Regions from separate parts of the Mus musculus genome. Here region 2 is linked to region 1. A link is a loop called in an ENCODE intact Hi-C map of the cell type or tissue named here. Cell type or tissue: gastrocnemius. All regions are shown on one strand. Links, peaks and the distances in the headings refer to the core of each region. The heading gives the core; the rest is flanking DNA. Region 1 overlaps Elk3 (ELK3, member of ETS oncogene family). Region 2 overlaps Cfap54 (cilia and flagella associated protein 54).

What was found. Hi-C counts contacts between places; a loop is a spot of excess contacts. Peaks named below come from ENCODE experiments on the same cell type or tissue, not always from the same donor. Only the 100,000 strongest peaks of a DNase experiment are listed, where the experiment ranks them.
Region 2: a loop joins it to region 1, with 2.3 times the contacts of the local background. A loop is called at or near these places in 2 of 42 quality-filtered maps.

Annotation. Positions count from the first base shown.
Region 1 is chr10:93,286,952-93,297,666 of GRCm38, reverse strand. All of the region lies in intron 1 of Elk3 (ELK3, member of ETS oncogene family), which reads left to right. Gm32551 (a long non-coding RNA gene) reads right to left here. Exons shown (of 2, transcript XR_871953.3): 2 at 8,202-10,715. Among named protein-coding and RNA genes, the nearest start is that of Gm32551, 7.3 kb to the right of the region's middle. In gastrocnemius, for the core only: CTCF peaks have their summits at 5,602 (motif pointing left) and 6,129 (motif pointing right); DNase peaks (open chromatin) are centred at 5,607, 6,126 and 9,121; H3K4me3 peaks cover 2,290 bases; H3K27ac peaks cover 7,363 bases.
Region 2 is chr10:93,045,526-93,056,240 of GRCm38, reverse strand. Cfap54 (cilia and flagella associated protein 54) reads left to right here. Exons shown (of 68, transcript NM_001347060.2): 6 at 8,164-8,307. Among named protein-coding and RNA genes, the nearest start is that of Gm40739, 24 kb to the left of the region's middle. In gastrocnemius, for the core only: a CTCF peak has its summit at 5,168 (motif pointing left); DNase peaks (open chromatin) are centred at 2,139, 5,144 and 5,431; H3K4me3 peaks cover 508 bases; H3K27ac peaks cover 668 bases.

The DNA of each region.
Region 1 (10,715 bases), core at 1,235-9,234:
CAGTGTTTCTCCCCGAATTCACAAGATTGAATTTACTAACATTATAAGCTAGAACATTTGGGGGAAAGGTCTGCCAATCCAGCCAAGGTCTCTGAAATACACGGATAGAATGCTGTGGGAAGGAGTGCTCACTGCTCTCTACGGAAGCTCAGCTCAAAGACCGCTGGCAAGATTTGAGTAAGATAAATTGTCTGTGTCTGTGTGATGGAAAGTCACCAAGGATGCTCTGGGTGCCAGGTCCCTTCCAGGGGCTGCCACACACAGGTCAGAAACTCCCAGGCTGCTGCTCTCCCCAGAAGGAACAATTCTCAGGAATCATTTCTGAGTACTATGCAAACGTCCATGGGGGGTCCGGTGGGGGATAGGTTTCCACTTCCGTCTTCAGGTTCCATAATCCTTGCGTCCACACGTCAAATAAAAGGACCAGTCCCTCCATGTCTGAGTTCTGGAATTCACAGAGGCTTATGTGCTGAGTTTTCCATTAAGAGCCAACCTCAAGCTAGGCCTGGTGACACAGGCCTGAAATCCCAGCTACTCAGAAGGCTGTGACAGGTACAAACTTGAACCTTGCAAGTTCAAGGTCAACTCAGAGTCTGTAGAGAATTCAGGATCAGCCTGCACCTTACTCAGATTTTGACTCAAAAATTTAAAAAGTGAACAGAGCTATCAACAGTTGTTGGTCCAGTGCGACTCCTAGATTCAATACCCCATTAAACAACAACAACAACAAAAATCCTCTTGGGTGAAACTGGCATGTCTGTCTTTCTCTCTGTCTCTCTATCCCTCGCCATCAATAATCAATCTGTCTGTCTGTCTATTTCTACCTCTGTTCACTGAGGGAACTGGCCAAAAGAAATGTGGCAAAATGTCTTGTACTAATTTAATTTAATTTTAGTTTTTGAGATAGGATCTCTGTGTAGCATAGGCTGTCCCAGAACTCACTCTGTAGACCAGGCTGGAACTCACTGAGATCTGCCTGCCTCTACTTCCATGTGCCAGTAGGCCCAGCTCAGATTGAGCAAACAGAACCCAGTCCAAGTGCCTGGAGTCACAGAGTGGTAAGGTCAGAAATCAAGGACACTTCCTGACTTGATCCTGCTGAGAATGTCACTTTGTCTTTTGGCTAACTCCCGTCTTGGCCACAGAGAGGTGTAGGAAGCAGGCTTCTATTCCAGCGGCTGTCAGCCTCCCTAACGCTGCGACCCTTTAATACAGCTCCTCATGTTGCAGCCACCAGCAACCACAAGATCATTTTTGTTGCTACTTCCTAGTGCTTTTGCTACCGTTAAGAATCATAATGTAAATATTTGTGTTTTTTGATGGTCTTAGGTGACCCCTTGTTAAAGAGGCTGTGGCCCACATGTTGAGAATTGCCATGCCAGCGTGACAATGTACAGTGTGATTAGGGACCTGGACTTGAGAGCAGATATTCCTGAGAGCAGATATATTGGGGGTCTGTCTGTTCTGATTACTGGGTCCACACATATTTGTCTTCATGTTTTTAAGGCACGGCTTCACAGTGGCTGAGGATGGCCGAGAGTGTAAACTTGACATGCATACTCAATGCAATAAACTCAATGATGCATGAATGACCACTGAATATTAGCATTTAAAGGGAAGGCTGCTATAGGGGTGAAAGTTTGGGGTTTAGCCTTTTTCTGGAGAAGCCCCTGAAATCTCAGCATTGGCAGAGGTGGAGAATGTAGAGAGGGGTTTCTCAGACTAGGACTCTTTTTCTTTTAAAACGATTTATTTACTTTTATTTTATGTACATTGGTGTTTTGCCTGCTTATATGCCAGTGTGAGGGTGTCAGATCAGTTGGAACTGGAGTTAGAGACAGGTGTGAGCTGCCATTGTGGGTACTGGGAATTGAACCCGGATCTTCTGCCAGAGCAGCCAGTGCTCTTAACTGCTGAGCCATCTCTGCAGCACCCCAGACCTGGAATCTTGTTTTGGAACTTAGAGATTTCCTGTAGAGCTTTACAAACCCTATTGATGTGATATGTTCCAACATACACATGTTTATATCTATATAAATAGACATATACAGAATATTTTCCCCCAAGGAGTCCCCAAAATGGTCCATGGGTCCAATACACAAGGAAGATCCTTCCCTGTGGTTGGGGTGATGTGTGTACTCACATTTTTAGATGTGTGATTATATGTCTTAGGTGGAATATATGAGCTTGTTGCTGTTTAACAGTTTTGAGCCATAAGAACAGTAATTTCATGCCCTTCCACCTAGTAGGTCCTGATGCTGTGAGGAACCGTGACTTGGACCAGCCTTCCGATGAGGCTGGCTATTTGATGAGGTGGATATTCACAGCCCCCTTTCCTGTTAGGCATCAAAGCCTGGCAAGGTAAAATTCATCAGGCAGCCTGTAAATCTCTTTACCCAGAATGACTTGGGTTGTGTCTGGTGTTAGGAAATCATCTTGAATTTTCACTGGAGGCTTGATTGGATTCATGGGATCGATTGCTTGGGAGAAGCCCAAATCCAAGGGGGCCTTCTAAGCCACAAGCCCATGGGTGTTCTTTCAGAGAGCAGCCCGGCCGGCCGTCGTGTCAAGGGTTAAAATAGAACTGACACACAGACCGAATGAAACCAGAGCTGCAGTTACAAAGTGGGACAGATGTGGGAGGGCCAGGTTTCCTGTGGCCCATTTTCCAGTTTCCTGCCTGCAACCTGCAGAAGAAGAGGAAGCTCAGCGCTAGCAAAGTCTGAGAACCCTCGGATGGGGGCTGTGCCGCCAGCCAGAAATAAGAGTCGCGGGGAGAGCCTGGACAATAAAAACAATCGCATAGAAAGTAAATGGCCAGGTTCTCTTCCAGAAATGTCTGGAAAGGAATGGCCCTTCTGTTTAAAGAAAAACACGCCCCACATCTCTGGGGCGGGGGTGGGATGGGGGTGGGGCGGCTGTACCCACCATGCAAGAACCTCTGTGCTTTATGGCTCTACAGCTCGACTCGGCTTTCAAGACATGGTCGGTTTTCTTAGAACCGTTGGTTACCTGGAGTGATTTTTCCACCCAAGCACTGTGGTTTTCTACCCCATCTCCTGGATTTATGGATACACAGAGAGGTAGCCGTAGACAGCCCAGGGGCTGCTGCCTCTGTTGGGAAATCTAAGCGACTAGTTGGTTTCTTTCTTCACTCTTCGCTCTAGCTTCACATTGTGGTCTGATGTTTTCAAATAACAAAGACAATGGAGGTGTGTGCGTTGAAGATTCCTTGCGTTCTTTTTTTTTGTGTGTCGGGCTACCTAGAGAGCTGAAGGGAATGGTGCACAGAGAGCTCAGAGGGTCAGAAGATACTGGAAAAGGTGGATAATGCTATTTTTCCCCCAAGAGAGCGACTGTAAAATGTCTGGGATCTTTAGCTTTTGTTAACCATCCATAAAGCCAAAATACTTCAATCCCACCAGAAAGAATTTAAGATTAAAAAAAAAATGGTAGCTTTATACACTTGTTTAGTGAGTGTTTGTTTTCCCATCACGTGCTGTGTTGGAATCGCAGGGGATGCTAATGAGATGCTGGCTAAGAATTCCTAGCACGTTTGTGCAAGCCTTGTTTCCTAGAAGGCAATATTATAAGGTACTCGCGTGAGCTTTGCTGCAGCCAGATAGCAAGCAGGATAGTATTCTGAGCTTTCCCCGGGCTATCCCAATTAGAGTTGACTAGCATCTTGGAGGTACACAGAAGGTGTGTGCTTCTGGGACGCCAGATATTTATTTATCTTCTAGGTGGCTCACCTTTTCTCCAGGCCCAGAAAGTACAACTTGTACCTTGAGGAAGTTCTGGGACGTTGCCACGTTAGAGATCAAAGAGGACCCATGAGAGGCTGTCTAGAGAGCTCTGAAAAGATAGGATAAGATAGGGCTGGGTTGTGCCCTGCTGGGGTGGGGTGGGAAATGGATGAATTTGCGGATGTTGGAGGAAGTAGAATGACCCATGGACGCCATCTCAATGGAGGCAATGTAGCCATCCACTTAGTTTTCCAAAGAAAACACCCTTGTACGTGAGCCACCAGCAAGCCAGTCAAGTTGCTTTTGATTTACCCACAGATGACAAAGTTCCAGGAGAGCTGGGCAGTTTGTATACACAGTTGCAATTCTGTTCTGGCTGAGCGGCCATCAGGTCAGTAATTTCTCCCAAAAAGTTCTCTCCTCAGATGGAAGATTCAGTTTTAAAACGTGGCAAAGTGTCTTGCATGGTCTTAGAGGATAAATCGCTAGGTTGAGCAGTGCCCACTTCTCTTTGCTGTTCCTCTGTTTCTTTTAAAAGACAGGAACAAGCTGTAGATTGTCTACAGAAGAAAGGAAAGCACGGACATTGGTTACCCCACGAGAAGAACTTTGAGGAACATGGACCCTTGGAAGGATGTCATACCTTTGTTTTTCACTTGTGACAGCTGGCAATGACTAAAATGCTTCCTGAAAATAAATTGTAATAGTCTTAGGCTCATCTCAGAAAAAAAAAATGCACCAGAGGTTCTCAACCTGGGAGTCATGACCCCTTTGGGGGTTGAATGACCCTTTCCAGAAGGCCGTCAGAAAACACACGTATTTATATTACCATTCGCAACAGTAGCAAAATGACAGTTATGAAGTAGCAACAAAGTAATTTTATGGATGGGTGTCAGCACCGACATGAGGAACTGTTGCAGCATTAGGAAGGCTGAGAACCAACCACTGCCCAAGACAAAGACTTCAGAGTTTGTTGGTGTTGTGTGTTCATGTACTTCGCAAATTACCCTTGCATGCCTAAAAGTTGCCCGTCCTGGGGTCTGGCAGACCCTAGATGTATTCCTGTTCCTTGGTTTCAGTGGGTTTGTGGATAGCAGTGAACCTTTCCTCATTGGACAAAGAGCTGCAACCCGGAGAAATGTCAGCAAGAGCTTGGTTTTGGTTTTTTCTCCCCCCACCCCCCTCCATTTCTGGATCCACACACATCTTAAGAAAAAGACAGCATGCTATCTGAGTGTCTCCTTTGTGTGTCCTTCACACAGGAATATCCCTTGTTTTCAGACAGCAGGTGTGATAGCTCACACCTTTAATCCCAGCACTCAGAAGGCAGAGGCAGGTGGACCTCAGTGAGTTCCCAGTCATCCCCCATCTACATAGGGTGTGCCAGGACAGCTAGGGCTACATAGTGAGACCCTGTCACAGATCAAAGCAGGAAGAAAGAAAATCAGAAGGTCCTTTTACCTGCTTAACTGCCACCTCTGTGAAATCCCAGAAGCAAAGCTGATAACGTGCAAAGAGAAGCATCAGGTGTGGTTCAGTAGGAAAAAAAAGGAGGAGGGGGAGGAGAAAAGTAGAAGAAAAGAAGGAGAAGGAGGAGGAGGAGGAGGAGGAGGAGGAAGAGGAAGAGGAAGAGGAAGAGGAAGAGGAAGAGGAAGAGGAAGAGGAAGAGGAAGAAGAAGAAGAAGAAGAAGAAGAAGAAGAAGAAGAAGAAGAAGAAGAAGAAGAAGAAGAAGAAGAAGAAGAAGAAGAAGAAGAAGAAGAAGGTGGTGGTGGTGGTGAAGTTTTGGATTTCTAAGAAGCAGTTCAAATCTCTGGCTCTGGATTATGAGTCTGCAGCCAACTCAGAGGACATCTGGCGCCACCTCGTGGCAGATGGAAGGTAACATGTCCTCCACGTTAGGAAGGAAACAGAGGGGAGGATGCCAGGGAGACGGAACCTCTGGAAGTCCAAAGACCGCTTCTCAAGCAGGCAATCTCCTGGCTGCAAAAGCAGCCAGTCTGTTCCATCTTTTACTTTGTGGTTCTGTCCTAAGGTGGGTTTTTTTTTTCACACGAAGATTAGGAAGAACAACAACAACAACAACAACAAAAAATCTCAGGTTTACATTTGTAAAGAGCTGAGTGTTGAAAACACAGAGTGAAGATACTCACTTGGAGTATACAAAAAATGTCTCTTCCTCATAGTACCAGTGGCCCCCTTGCACTTCTTTCCTCTGTCTGTTGCCCTAACCAGCCAGCTTGGGTTATGTCATCCACAGACAGACTTGTTAGTCTAGATCCTCCTCCGCCCAGTGCAACAGTTCTCATCTACTTGATTCCCTGGCCTTTTCCTGGAACACAAGTTCCATGGGAGCAACGGCATGGCCAGGGGCAGCATGGCCAGCAGGGGTCGCTCTCTGCTGACCCGCCCAAGTTGGAGGCCTCTGGAATTATTGTCTTATGCTAGCCGGGAAGGATAGGTGCTGTGCTGCCTGTAAGGATATCAGACAACAGTCCTAACAATGTACACAGTTACATTCCAAGTCACCTTGTAAGCCGACAAGCACACTGTGGCTCAACGTTCACCTGGATGTCGTTGACTGTATTGAAGCCATTGATTGCCTAAAGACAAAGCCCACAGTCCATACAGTATCTGAATGATGCTTTTGAGCTGGGGGGGTGGGGGGGAGGCCATCTGATGTCACAGCAGCATCTGTGAAGAGCTTTCCTTGTTTAAGAAGTAAAGGCAGCTAGTGTTTTAAGTAGTACTTGCTTTGTCCCGGATAGTTTATTAGCGACCTTGTAATATTCAATAGTAACCCTGCAAGGCAGGGATCTGTATCCTCTATACCACCACCATCACTTTACCTGTGAGGACATACGTGTAGAGAAAGGTGAATGACACCCCTAAAACCCTACAGGCAGGCAGGGCAGGGCAGACGCTCAGAGATGAACACAAAGATGCTCAAGTATCTTCTCACCTGCCGAGTAGCCTTCTGGGTATGCACGGGCACTCCTTAGAGGTGTGGAAAAGAACCCTGCCCTAGTCAAGCCAGCAGTGTCTAGGACCTGGGGACACTGGTCGGTGGTTTTATGCTGATTTTTATGGAAGCTAATTTACAGCTTTGTTTCTTATAGAGGACTGGCTGTGAACTAATTCTTGTCCATAGATACCCAGTCGCGTCTACAATGCTTCTTTGTTTCTCTCCCACTCTTTCTTTCTTTTTTTTTTGTCTTCATTTATCTGTTTCACTATTCCTCATCTGTAAATGCCCCATTATTCAGATTTTTTTTTTTTTGAGACAGGGTTTCTCTGTGTAGCCCTGGCTGTCCTGGAACTCACTCTGTAGCTCAGGCTGGCCTTAAACTCAGAAATCAGCCTGCCTCTGCCTCCCAAGTGCTGGGATTAAAGGCATGCGTGACCACTGCCCGGCTATTATTCAGATTTTGATGCCATTATAAAATCTACCTAGTTCCTTTGTCTTAATAGACGAAGTGAGTAGACAGTAGACTTAATAGACAGTAGTGAGCAGGAGAATATCTTTGACCTGCATTCATTGTAGATCCATCTGGCAACTGTGATTTTTAACCTTGTTTGAAAATTCCATTTTTAAACAAAGACATTTCTTCATTTTCGCTGTCTCAGCAAGGTCTTCTCCGACCCCTGTACCCCTGCCCAAGCCCACAAGTACATCCTGCTCCTTGCCCAGCTTCAGTGACTTTCCATAACACCCGTCTTCCAATACACTGTAACTTAATTCATCACGCGTTTTGTTGTTCACAGCCTGTCTCTTCCACTGACATGTGAGCTCAATACGGACATAAGCCCTTTTGTTTACTGATGCTAGACAGCATCTTGGCATAAGATAGATATGAGAGAGAGAGAGAGAGAGAGAGAGAGTAGAGGTTGATGTTTCCAGTTGGTTATAGTATAATATATAGCATAATATATAATACTATAGTATATATTATATACATCTTATTTAAAAGAACCTACATTGATATACTCAGTATCATAGCTTTTATTTTTCCCTTTTAATACATTTATTTATTCTTGCTCTGTGTGTGTGTATGTGTGTGTGTGTGCACGCGCACACACGCACATGCACATGCACGCTGCATGGGAATATATCTTATGACATACATGTGAAGGTCAGAGGGCCATTTGTTGGGAGTTGATTATCTTCTTTCCCTATGTGGATCTTGGGACTAGAACTCAGGATGCCAGGCTATTGAGAAAAGTGCCTTTATCTGCCTCGCTGTCTTGCTGGCCCTGTCTTGTTTTGTTTTGTGAGATGTGAACAGGTTTCGGCAAACATCATCTGCTACGCGTGAAGCTAGCTGTTAATTTGAATTGACTGGGAGAGGATTGGCTTTTGCTATTGAATCTCATACCATCCTGAGCCTTTTGTACCCAGCTTTGCCTTTTATGAGGAAGGAAGACGACAGTAAAAAGTGTAATAAAGAAAGATAGGCTGTCAACACGGCTGGTCTATCAGTCTGCTTCCTGCCTCTTTAAAGGGGGGTTTTTCAGATCTGATGAGCCATTTTATTTTATTTTAATCATTTAATTGACATGGTAATTGTATGTATTTATGAGGTGTGATGTGATGTTTTGATACTTGTTTTCTGTGTACAAGCAAATCAACAACATTAGTACATTCGGTACGTAAACATTCACAGTCCCTGTATGATGAGACTTAACCTGGTAAGACAGTCTAGCAGACAGTGTGCTTGCAGGCAAGCCTGGAGACCCGAGTTTTATCCCTGAGAACCAACTACATGTAGCTTTCCTCTGCCTTCCATTCGTGTGCGTTTATGCTATGATGTGCATATGCCCCTCCCCTCATAATTTTTTTAAGGGATGGCATTAAAATACCTGATAAAACCCCACATATTCAAAACAAGAGCTAGGCAGGGCAAGAGAAGCATATTCTAATTAGCAAACAAACAAAACCAGAGTATGTCGTGTGTTCTCTTTAATATGTGGATGCTTTAAAAAAGTGACTTCGTAGTCAATACTAGGGGCTGGGAGGTGGGAGGGCTGGGTGAAGGGGGATTCGACAGCAGAAGCCAATGTATACAGCTGGAGGAGCAAGTTCTGTTTTAGGGACCTATACTTCACAATAGTCTATTGTTTATCTTAGGAAGATCTGCAAGACAGAAGTCTGAGGCTCCAAAAATAAAGAGAGTAAAGAAGAAGCCATCATCCTGATTTGATGGGTGCCCCTTTGTGCATGTTGACACATCCTCAACCAACAAAACCCAAAAAACCCAAAGCGGAGTGGGGAAGAACATTTAAAAGCCCAGACTACCAGGGAATGGATGTGGGTGCATTTGTCACATTTCTAGCATTGCGCTCAAGAGTTCTAGTCCTTGGAAGCTAGCAGGTCTGGGCATCCAGCCAGATGAATGTCAGCTGATGACACATTGTAACTTAAAGCCGGCTCTGATACCAGGACATTGTATCTATGCGGTGTTACAATATGATACAGTCTCATGGATACACTGTATCCATATAAACACTTGCTGGGATGACAGAGCCCACAGCCTGTCCAAGTTGCAAGGCTTTTGTGAATTCTTCCTCCTGGTAAGTCCCATAGTAAACTGAGTCAAGTACAGCAGTCACGGTTCTTAGAACACCCCCCACCCCCCAGGTACACGAGTCATTGCTCTTTCTGGACAGTCTAAATGACAGGTATTGACAGGTATTGGGGATGGAGGTGGGGTGACATGCTGGATGGTTGCATATGAGAACAACTGCAAGTTACAAAATTTGATGTGGCCATGATTAAAATGAACAGTAGAAGTGGAGTCAAAGAAATATAGCTTGTGCCCTTGAGGGGAGGAGACGAGTCCTCTGTTAATGGTTTTAGCTCTATGGCTCCATGTAATGTCATTTGATAAGGGGACAGGGAGTTAGAACCACCTTATGCTTCTGTGACACACCCCTCCCTACCAGATGGCTTCTACCGTAGGACTATGAGCTGGCTAAAAGAGAAGTATGTCTGATATTCACCACCGAGGAATGTGTGGCTTGGGCTTCCAACACAAAGTAGAACTTTGTGTGACTCAGTCGTCAAAACTGTGGCATGGAGGAGGGCAGAGCAGTGGCTGGCGTGAGCTTGGAAGAAGGGCCAGTCTGTGCTGGGTGGGACGCTTTCCGCACATGAAGCCTGAGCCCCCAGACACCTCCAGGGAGCACAGTTGCTCACTGCAACTCTGAGTGATCCTGCTGCAGTTTGCCACCTCAGGGACTGGGCTCTGTCCTAAGAGTTGTTGGGTGACTCTGAGGTCCTTATCTTCCACCCTGGCCTTCTGTGGGTCCATTTCCTGTATTCCAGAAATGTGGGCGATCCTGAAGCTGATTGCCCCATCACCACCAAAGGCCTCTTCCCTGCCTGCCCTTTCATGCCTCCTTGAGCTCCCAAGGGCATCCTAGTGAAGGGAGGAACAAATATGTGTGATGTTGTAGCAGTCAGCTTTAGCTATGGTGATGCTTTGTAACAAACAGTCCCAAGCGTCCTTGGCTCACTGTGGTATTTATTTTACTTCTGCTTCTTCAGACTCAACCTGTGCCAGGCTTTGATCAAATTGAGGTAAATTCTATGTATCTCATCGCTTCAACCCAGTATTTCACTGACTAGTTCAAGATACATAGCTAAGCCCAACTCTCAGTGTGCTGAGGATATAGGGACTTGCTTCAGTGCGGCTCTGGCTGCCTGGCCCCTTAAAGGAGTGAAGCTGGGAAGAGAGAGGCAGGCTGAGCACTTCCCCTCTCTGCAGAACTCCAAACTGGCTGGCATCTCTCTGCCTCTCCAGGAAGGCTCCTCTGAGTGACCACTAAATTTCAAAGATCTTTGAAAAACTCACTGCCAGAAGATTTGGCTGGAGACACCCATGAATTTGAAACGTGTGTGGCTTATTTGAGCTCATTAGGAGCTGGAGCCATAATGCTGGCACGTCCTTCCAGGAGCTCTTTCAGAGCTC
Region 2 (10,715 bases), core at 809-8,808, 240 kb after region 1:
AATCTACAGATTCAATGCAATCCCCATCAAAATTCCAACTCAATTCTTCAACGAATTGGAAGGAGCAATTTGCAAATTTGTCTGGAATAACAAAAAACCTAGGATAGCAAAAAGTCTTCTCAAGGATAAAAGAACTTCTGGCGGAATCACCATGCCAGACCTAAAGCTTTACTACAGAGCAATTGTGATAAAAACTGCATGGTACTGGTATAGAGACAGACAAGTAGACCAATGGAATAGAATTGAAGATCCAGAAATGAACCCACACACCTATGGTCACTTGATCTTCGACAAGGGAGCTAAAACCATCCAGTGGAAGAAAGACAGCATTTTCAACAATTGGTGCTGGCACAACTGGTTGTTATCGTGTAGAAGAATGCGAATCGATCCATACTTATCTCCTTGTACTAAGGTCAAATCTAAGTGGATCAAGGAACTTCACATAAAACCAGAGACACTGAAACTTATAGAGGAGAAAGTGGGGAAAAGCCTTGAAGATATGGGCACAGGGGAAAAATTCCTGAACAGAACAGCAATGGCTTGTGCTGTAAGATCGAGAATTGACAAATGGGACCTAATGAAACTCCAAAGTTTCTGCAAGGCAAAAGACACCGTCAATAAGACAAAAAGACCACCAACAGATTGGGAAAGGATCTTTACCTATCCTAAATCAGATAGGGGACTAATATCCAACATATATAAAGAACTCAAGAAGGTGGACTTCAGAAAATCAAATAACCCCATTAAAAAATGGGGCTCAGAACTGAACAAAGAATTCTCACCTGAGGAATACCGAATGGCAGAGAAGCACTTGAAAAAATGTTCAACATCCTTAATCATCAGGGAAATGCAAATCAAAACAACCCTGAGATTCCACCTCACACCAGTCAGAATGGCTAAGATCAAAAATTCAGGTGACAGCAGATGCTGGCGAGGATGTGGAGAAAGAGGAACACTCCTCCATTGTTGGTGGGAGTGCAGGCTTGTACAACCACTCTGGAAATCAGTCTGGCGGTTCCTCAGAAAACTGGACATAGTACTACCGGAGGATCCAGCAATACCTCTCCTGGGCATATATCCAGAAGATGCCCCAACAGGTAAGAAGGACACATGCTCCACTATGTTCATAGCAGCCTTATTTATAATAGCCAGAAGCTGGAAAGAACCTAGATGCCCCTCAACAGAGGAATGGATACAGAAAATGTGGTACATCTACACAATGGAGTACTACTCAGCTATTAAAAAGAATGAATTTATGAAATTCCTAGCCAAATGGATGGACCTGGAGGGCATCATCCTGAGTGAGGTAACACATTCACAAAGAAACTCACACAATATGTACTCACTGATAAGTGGATATTAGCCCCAAACCTAGGATACCCAAGATATAAGATATAATTTGCTAAACACATGAAACTCAAGAAGAATGAAGACTGAAGTGTGGACACTATGCCCCTCCTTAGATTTGGGAACAAAACACCCATGGAAGGAGTTACAGAGACGGAGTTTGGAGCTGAGATGAAAGGATGGACCATGTAGAGACTGCCATATCCAGGGATCCACCCCATAATCAGCATCCAAACGCTGACACCATTGCATACACTAGCAAGATTTTATTGAAAGGACGCAGATGTAGCTGTCTCTTGTGAGACTATGCCGGGGCCCAGCAAACACAGAAGTGGATGCTCACAGTCAGCTAATGGATGGATCATAGGGCTCCCAATGGAGGAGCCAGAGAAAATAGCCAAGGAGCTAAAGGGATCTGCAACCCTATAGGTGGAACAACATTATGAGCTAACCAGTACCCCGGAGCTCTTGACTCTAGCTGCATATATATCAAAAGATGGCCTAGTCGGCCATCACTGGAAAGAGAGGCCCATTGGACTTGCAAACTTTATATGCCCCAGTACAGGGGAACACCAGGGCCAAAAAGGGGGAGTGGGAGTGGGTGGGCAGGGGAGTGGGGGTGGGTGGATATGGGGGACTTTTGGTATAGCATTGGAAATGTAAATGAGTTAAATACCTAATAAAAAATGGAAAAAAAAAAAAAGAACCTGAAAAAAAAAGATATGAAGCACGCACCACCAGGGCTGGCCCTTCCCGTGGGTTCTGGGGCCCAGACTCAGGTTGTCATGCTTCCAAGGCAGGCACTCTGTTGGCTCAGCCATCTGCTAGGCCCAGAGACTCCAACTTACACGATCCTCCCTTCCTGGGACTCACTGAGCCGCTTTAGCACGAGGAAGCCACTGTCATGGCATGTTTGTTGTCAGAAGACATGTTTATTCCCTGCATTCATTTTCCAGGCATTGGAACATAGGCCAGGAAGGGCAACTATACTCTCACGGAGACCTGCTGGAATTGCTGTTGGCATGGGAGACATTGTGTCCTTATGAGTCTTTCCCTGAGTGGTCAAATGCTTTGGAGAAACAATGCTTTTTATATTTCATCAGAATTAGGCATGTATCTTAGTGCTAACGACACTTAAAAATAAAAATAGAAGGCATGATATTTGCATGCTTTGTGGATAACATTTATTGTATGTTTGCTTTCTGTTTGGTTCCTCAAATGAAAAAAAAAATAAAAACAAAGACTATTACTAATAATAACTTGAACAAATTCTGGGCCAGCGTTTTGAGTACAAATTAAACAGAAGTGAGGCTGTCCCACATATAATAATAAGCTGCTCTGTAGATTCTGCCGCCCATGCTGCCTTTAGTTGCTGTTGAGATCCTAAAAAAGATTTCACAGTTGCTGTGTTAACAAATACCGCTCCACAGAGCTGCCATGGCTTGGTCTGCTCTAGAGTTTGCATGTCAAGAGCTTTGAAGGGCACATCTGTCTGTATTAGCAATTGGTTGTTAGTGTTGGCCGTTGTTAATATCAAGAGGATTTTAAATCAATGTGATAGTCCTCTTAAAATAATTCATTTATAATCCATACCAAACATCTCTTCTCCCAGCCTCATGGGACTTGAGTTTGTCTCTGACAAAGTACATGGTAGAAGAGGATAGTTGAGTAGCCCCCAGCCTGTGGGAAGGGGTTTGGGGCAATGCCGCCTGCAAGGATTTAGGGGTTCTACAGCTGTCACCTAAGGATCTACTCATTTATTAGGCGCTACTCATTTGTTCCCTGTGGCAAGCTTCAAGGGAATTAAGACTTTTTTCCACCCAGAAATTCCCAAGTCTCCACACAGTATCTTCACATAGCTTATCTGAGGCTACACATGGGTAACTCCACTTAATGGACATAAGCCCTGGAGACCCCACCACACAGGAAGCCTACCTACCAGCTCTAGGGAACTTTGACTTGATAAAGCTTGCCTGTTTTTTAAAAAAATATTTTTATTCATTTAGTACGGGTATGTATACACATGTGTGAATGTGTCTGTGTGTGTGATTACCACAGATGAATGTGTGTGTCTATACATATATGAATGTGTGTGCATCTCTGTGGGCGTGTACACATGTATGAATGTTTATAGGCCAGAAGTTGATGTCAGGTACCATCCACAGTTGATCTTCATTTTGGTTTTTGAGACAGGAACTCTCTCTCTCACAGAACTTGCACCATTTGGTTCTGGGCGTGGGGGTGATTCAGGTCCAGTTGTGAAGACATATCACTGCCAAGTCAGCCCTGTGTCACCTTGGTGGTGCTTTCTGCCACCGAGGCCAAGGTTGTTGGTTTACCTTGCCCGTATCATCAGAACCTCCAGTCTGTTTCTCTCTCCTCCCAGTACAGGACTTAAAGACACATACCACCGTGCCTGGCTCTTTGATGGGTGCTGAGGAGTGAGCTCAGGTCATTGTGCTTGCATGACACTTTACCATTTTTCCAGTCCCTGAGTTCAAGTCTGTAACTGCATGAGACAGAAATAGTACTAGTTACCCAGTACTCTCGGTGTCATTCTTGGCTGACTTAATCTTCTAGTAATGTAGAAACCAGGCATTATGGCTGCCCCTCATTATTGCTGCAAACCCTGCAACATTCTGAGTATTGTGGAAGGGTTTGGCATGCATAGCAATCCTCACTATAGTCTTTTGAGGTAGAGATCATCAGTACTACTACTACCAGGCAGTGATATCCTCCTCCTCCTCCTCCTCCTCACTCCTCCTCCTCACTCCTCCTCCTCCTCACTCCTCCTCCTACCCCCTACTCCTCCTCACTCCTCCTCCTCCTCATTCCTCCTCCTCACTCCTCCTCCTCACTCCTCCTCCTCCTCACTCCTCCTCCTCCTCACTCCTCCTCCTCACTCCTCCTCCTCCTCACTTCTCCTCCTCCTCACTCCTCCTCCTCACTCCTCCTCCTCCTCATTCCTCCTCCTCCTCACTCCTCCTCCTCCTCACTTCTCCTCCTCCTCACTCCTCCTCCTCACTCCTCCTCCTCCTCCTCATTCCTCCTCCTCCTCACTCCTCCTCCTCACTCCTCCTCCTCCTCACTTCTCCTCTTTCCTCCTCCTCCTCCCCCTTCTTCTCACAACCATCACTACCACCACCACCATATGGACCATAGTTCACCCACATCCCATGTATTCTGCTAAGTACTTTCATGAATCTTCTCACTTGATCCTCATACCAACACTTTAACAAGGACACCGTTTTCACTAAACTTTCAGCTGAGGATGCAGAGGCTAAGAAAACCGAGCTTGCTCACAATTACCGGTGTAGATTGCAGCGTTCTGAGGCCACAGTCACAAGAACCACCACACAACTAAAGAGCAATGCCTATCCAGTCACTAAATCGGCTCCTGGCTTGCCTGTCTTATTCTGGTTTACCTACTCCAATGGAGGAACCGTGTGGAGGGACAGATCTTTTTTTTTTTTTCTCTAAAATCCCAAAGACCAAGACTGATGAAGGGCTTTTCTTCAGACAGAAGCCACTAAAGCACTCACCAGTACATGCCTAAGCAGTACTCCCGCTAACAATCAAGAGACACCTTTGCTTTGGATCTTCTGAGGCATCGTAAGGGGCAGTCTGGGACTCAACAAACGTTAAAGAAGACACTAGCAACAGTATGGACTTATGCTTTGCTTTCTGGTGAAGTATTTGGCTCACACAGCCGTTAAGCCACTCCCGTATTATTACTTAAATCTCAAGTCAACCTTGAAATGGCTCCTGACATGAACCTGTGATACACGAGGCTACACTGCCACCCTGTGGCCGAGTTAGTTTATTGTTTTTTTTCCCCCCTGCTGACACCTGAAGCAAGCTTTTGTGAGGTCCATGATTTTAGATCCATCTAGATTTTTAGCTCTTTGAAGTTTGATTTTCCTGTGAAGAAAATTGTCCTGTTTTAGTACATCTACTTTATTAATAAAAATAATTATTTCTTGCCTTTAGGGTTAGAGAAAAAAATGTTACTTGCCCCCCGCTTCTCCCCCCAGTGGCTTTTCATCTCCAGACTTGAAAGCAGGTTTTCCGGTGGGTTTTGGCACACTCCTCTCCTTTGTCAAAGCTTCGCTGAGTGGTGGAAAGAATGCTGCACTTAGCAGTTCAAAGACTTGAATTCCAGCCCCAGTTCACCTCTTTCAGAAACAGTTCAGACTCTGAGTCAGATTAGGTTAGATTTAACTTAAGGTCCCTTCTGGCAATGGCAATATACTCTCAGGGCTCTCTCTCTCTCTCTCTCTCTCTCTCTCTCTCTCTCTCTCTCTCTCTCTCTCTCTCTCTCTCTCTCTCAAACCCCAGTGTAACGATGAAGAGAAGCTGACTTTAGTTTGAAACGCGATTTTTCTTTCTTGCTGCGGAAGCTTTGAGGGATTTTTGCAAAGGCCTGTTGATTTGAAGAGGGTATTTACACAGACTTTTACACCATAGCCTCTGAACCACGATGATCCCGAAACAGGGTTGTTGTGGGGCAGTGGGTGCGAGGGAATAGGAGGTTCTGCTGATGCTGGCAAGGTAAACCAACAACCTGGGCCGCAGTGGCAGAAGGTACCACCACGGCCCCACTGACTTGGCAGTGGCCTGTCTTCAGAACTGGGCCTGAATCTCCTCACTGTGGCCACCCAGACACCCTAGAGAAAAGCCTCTGAACACTAGCCGTGCTGGATGAGGGAGATGAAGTTGGAAGAGTTCTACAGGGACCCGGAAAATTTATCTCGGAGACAGATCTAGCGGGGAGCACAGGCTGCTTGGGTATTTTCAGGTCCTTGGACGCCTGTGTTTGGAAGTGAGTTGTGCATTGCTTGGCACTTTCCCAGAAGACCTAGCTAGGACTGCGCGCCGGAAGCCTATTTAGGTGGATTTTAGTTTAGATTATGAAGTTGTCATTTTCTCGTGTTAAAAATCGCCCTATGCTGCCATGGTTTCTTGTTACCGGGATAGGAACTCTTGGTAGGGATGTCTGGTGCTGGTGGTGTCCGTGGGAAGAAAGTTAGGGGAGCCTCGAGCCCTACCACTTCAATGATCGCCTGAAGTATTTCCATAGCCAGCTTGGTGAGCTACCCCTTTAGTGAAGGTCTGTTTGCTAGTCAACAAGCATTTTCCGTGTGCCCACTACTTGCCAGGTGATATGAGGTTACCATATGATTACAATATGGTTACGATATGAGGATGACTCACAGGCTCCCCAGTCTAGTGGAAGGAGCTTAAGTTCCTGCCCGTGGATGGTAGAGCAGATTTGCACACTGCTGTTAAATCCTCATCTACATCCAGTAGTTTCTTTTCCTCTGGAATAGAAACTAACTAGACAGGGGAAAATTCTGCTCTTTCCTCTTCTGAGCCTCCACAGCCAGCAGCCGGGCCTGACTGTTACTTCTGTCTTTCTCAGTTTTCACTATTAAACACCACATGAACCTGATGGGTTTGCTCCATCCACAAAGCCATGGGGCCTTTTGGATGCAGTCCCCTTTCAAGGCTGGTCATTGATCCACTGAAGAAATTATTCTTTAGTTATTGAAGCCACATTTTCTCACGGGCAGAGACGTTTTGCTCTGCTGTCCAAAGTTGTCGTGACTTGAGGATCCAGGACTCTGGTCAGCTTTCCTATGCTGGGCTCTGCTGTTGCCATTTCCGGAGCATTCTGCCGAGTAGTTTTATGTCACCTTGACACAGGCTAGAGTCGAAGGCGAGGAGGAAATCTCAATTGAGAAAAAGTCTCCATAGGACTGGGCTGTAGGCAAGCCTCTAAGGCATTTTCTTAATTAGCGATTGATACGGGGGCGGGGGTGGTGCAGACATTGTGGATAGGGCCACCCTGGGCTAGTGGTCCAGGGTTCTATAAGAAAGCAGGCTGATCAAGTTGTGGAGAGCAAGCTAGTAAGCAGCACCTCTCCGTGACCTCTGCATCAGCTCCTGCCTCCGGGTTCCTGGCCTGCTTGAGTTGACTTCTTTCAGTGATGGACTACAGTGTGGAAGGGTAAGCCAAAGAAACCCTTTCTTCCCCAACTCACTTTAGGTCATGGTGTCTGATCCTAGCAATAGGAGCCCTGACTATGACAAGTACTTAACAGAGTATTGAACACTACCCCAGCCCATCATTCACACTGGTTCTTGCTCCAGAGCAGCATGGCTGGGCTGTATTAAAGTACCCATTGTACAGATGAGACGATTGAGGTCTGGAGAGACACTGAGATGTGAATGCAGCCTAAATTTATTTCAGTCTGACTGTTCCAGCCTTTTCCATTTTCCTGGTCCTCCTAAACCAAAAACAACACAGCGCTCGCTTCCACAGACCAGCTAGCAACTTTGAGTTGTTCCTAGACCAGAGCTTACACTTGAAGAATATTGCTGAAAATGAGCTCAGCTCATAGGCCTCTTAAGGAACTATTCTAGAACAATAAAGGCTCTATAACAGCTACTCTGAGATTTGGGGCTCTCTCAACTTAAATTAAAAACAAAAATTCAGGGGGCAGGGAGATAGGCTCTTGGTAAGTGCTTGCTTTACAATCATGAACTCCGGAGTTTGGTTTCCTGAACCCACATTTATAAAGAAGCCAGGCACTGGTTCTATATAGAATTATTCCTATAATCCCTGCACAGAGAAGCTGGAGACAAGCATATTCTAAGGACTAGCTGGCCTTTTGTTTGTTTGTTTGTTTATGGTCATTGATGGGAATAACCAATAACCTGAGCTCAAAGTGTAGACGTTGATGGTTCTGAGAAATATCACTATGGCTGGTGTAAGAGATGAGAAACCATTCAGTTGTGCTTTCTACTTCCCAGGCCTTGGAGTTCCTGCTGTGGGCCAGCATGTGCATGGAGTCCTCTGTCCCGCTCCTGTCCATCAGGTACCTGACATGGAGAGCCACTCTCTACACTGCCGTCTGCCAGTGCCACTATGACTGTCAGGATGGCATCCACGGGGAGGTATGTGGCTCTCTAAGGTGGATGGCTTCAGCATTTGAAGTACAGCTTATCAAACCCTCTCTCTGTTAGATGTCTCAAGGCAACAGACCAGCCAAAGAACTGGAAAGAAGCAAAGCCAAGAAACTCCTGGCTTTATCTGAAGACATTTTCTTCTTGGCTATTCCATTTTGTCGGTTTTGTGGCGTTTTTTTCTCTATGTTGCCTGTGAGTTCTCTCCTTGACTCTTGCACTGCCAGCTTGGGCTTTCTTTGCTCTTTTTATTCCTTATTCTTTTGTGGTGTGTGTGTGTGTGTGTGTGTGTGTGTGTGTGTGTGTGTGTGTGTGTGTGTGACTACATGTGGAGGTCAGAGGACAACCTTTGGCAAGGTCTTGGCTCTCGCTTTTCACTTTGTTTCAGAGAGCATCTCTTGTCCGCTGTTGCTTACTCCAGGCTAGTTGGTTGACAAGGTTCCAGAGACTTGTCTGTCTCAGCCTCCCATATTGCCATAGCAACACTAAGATTACAGATGTGAGCCACTGTGCCTGGCTTTACCTGGGGTTTGGGGACCCAAACTCAGGTACCCACTAATGTATTTATAAAAAGATAAAGAGATATAGGGATATGTTCTATGGGGTGTGGTGAGGTATGGGGGTGGGGGGATGTCTCAGCTGGCCCATGCCGAGGCATCCCTTCCCCCTGAGGGACCAGCCACAAGATGATATAGTATAGAATTGAGTCTATTCAGGGCATGGGGAGAGGAGTTAGGAGGGAAGTAGAGGCAAAGAATGGCAGAGAGAGAGGGGGGGAGAGGCCTGCCATGACCACGTGGAGAGAGGGAAGGGGATGGGGAGGGGGAGAGCAAGAGAGCAAGAGGCAAGGGGGGGGCAAGGAGCCTCCTTCATAGTGGGTCAGGCCTACCTGGCTATTGCCAGGAAACTGTGGGGTGGAGTTTAGACAGAATGCTAACACCCATGCTTGTGTAGCCAGCACTATACCCATGGACCCATCTCCCTAGCCCTTGCTGCCCTCTTCTACTCAGCTTCCAGCATCTTCCTTCCCTCCGTTTGCTTTCACATGGAAGCTCCTTTCTTCCCTGCTCAGTTTTAGACTCCACTGCACCTATTATATGTTTATCTTGACCCTTCTCTGCCTTCAGACTGATTTGATATATTTGTTTTCCCCATTTTGGGGGTACATCTTTTAGACCAAATACTTGACAAGGCAGCAGGGGCTCCCATTGGCTGGCATGGAATCTCAGTATAATTTTAAACGAATATTCTCCCTATGGAACATGGTTCCCACTTGTCAGCAAATGTAGCCTTGGTGAAAATTAGAAAAGCATACCTCTTTCTTTAGGCCGACAAAACCCTTCCCCAGGATGCACAGCTTGGTACGAGGACTATAGCTTGGGTGTCAGCGTCCCCTTAGCCCATTGGCTGGGAAAACCGTGCAGAACACAGCGTTTACAGCCATGCTCGGATCTGCTTCTGTTCTGTCACCAAGCTGATGTACATAATTTGGTCACTGATAGTTTCTTCCGTTTGTTTTTATCCTGCCTGGATTAATTCTGATCTGTTAGGTGTTAGCAGTCCCTAGCTAAGGGAGCAGGCGAATGCATACCCTGCTGGGCTATTTCTACAGCTCAGGAGAATGCTAGAAATTGCTTACCACATATGCCTGTTTCACTTGCGTGTGCTAGGGAAGGCTTAGTTTGCTACACAGTTCCTGAAGTGATAGAAGACGCAGAACAGGGTGGTTTTGACCTTTTGATTCCTGTTGGGTTCTTGCTTCCCAGAGAACTTATACATTTATTAATTCTAATATTGTAGCTGGCCTGGAATTTTCTTTGTGAAAATCTAGGAGTATTTAAAAAAAATTGGCAAAATCAACGACATGAAAATTTGGAAGTGCAATGTGCAATTTGTTGCACCCTGGAGGCACCAATGATGTAATCTTTTGCTACTCTCCTCCTCTCAAGGGGTCATCCAGACCCTTGTTGTTATTTCTAGAGAATCATCATGGTGGTAAGGTGGTTCCAGGAGCTAAGCCCATCTTCTCCAAGCCTCTCCATCAGGTTCTTCAGGATTTCCAGCATGTGGACACTGGAGACTTGAAAATGAACAAGGCCTTTCAGAGACCTCACCCTGTAGTGGTCATCGTTTGAGCATCTGTAGAGAATATATCACGTGTTATACTAGAAAGGTTGAAATTCGTGAAGACCATCTCAGTATGGTATACATTGTGTGCATGTGCATTCGAGTGTGAGCAGGTTTGTGTGCATTGTTCCAGGAGCCGTACTCAGTACAAAGGTCTGCTTAATCTATATTTTGGCTTTCCTCTAAACATTCTATAATTCATAAAGTTAATGTGTCAGGATGTTTATTAACTTTAGATTTATAGAGCTTAATGGTGCTCATAGGAAATGATG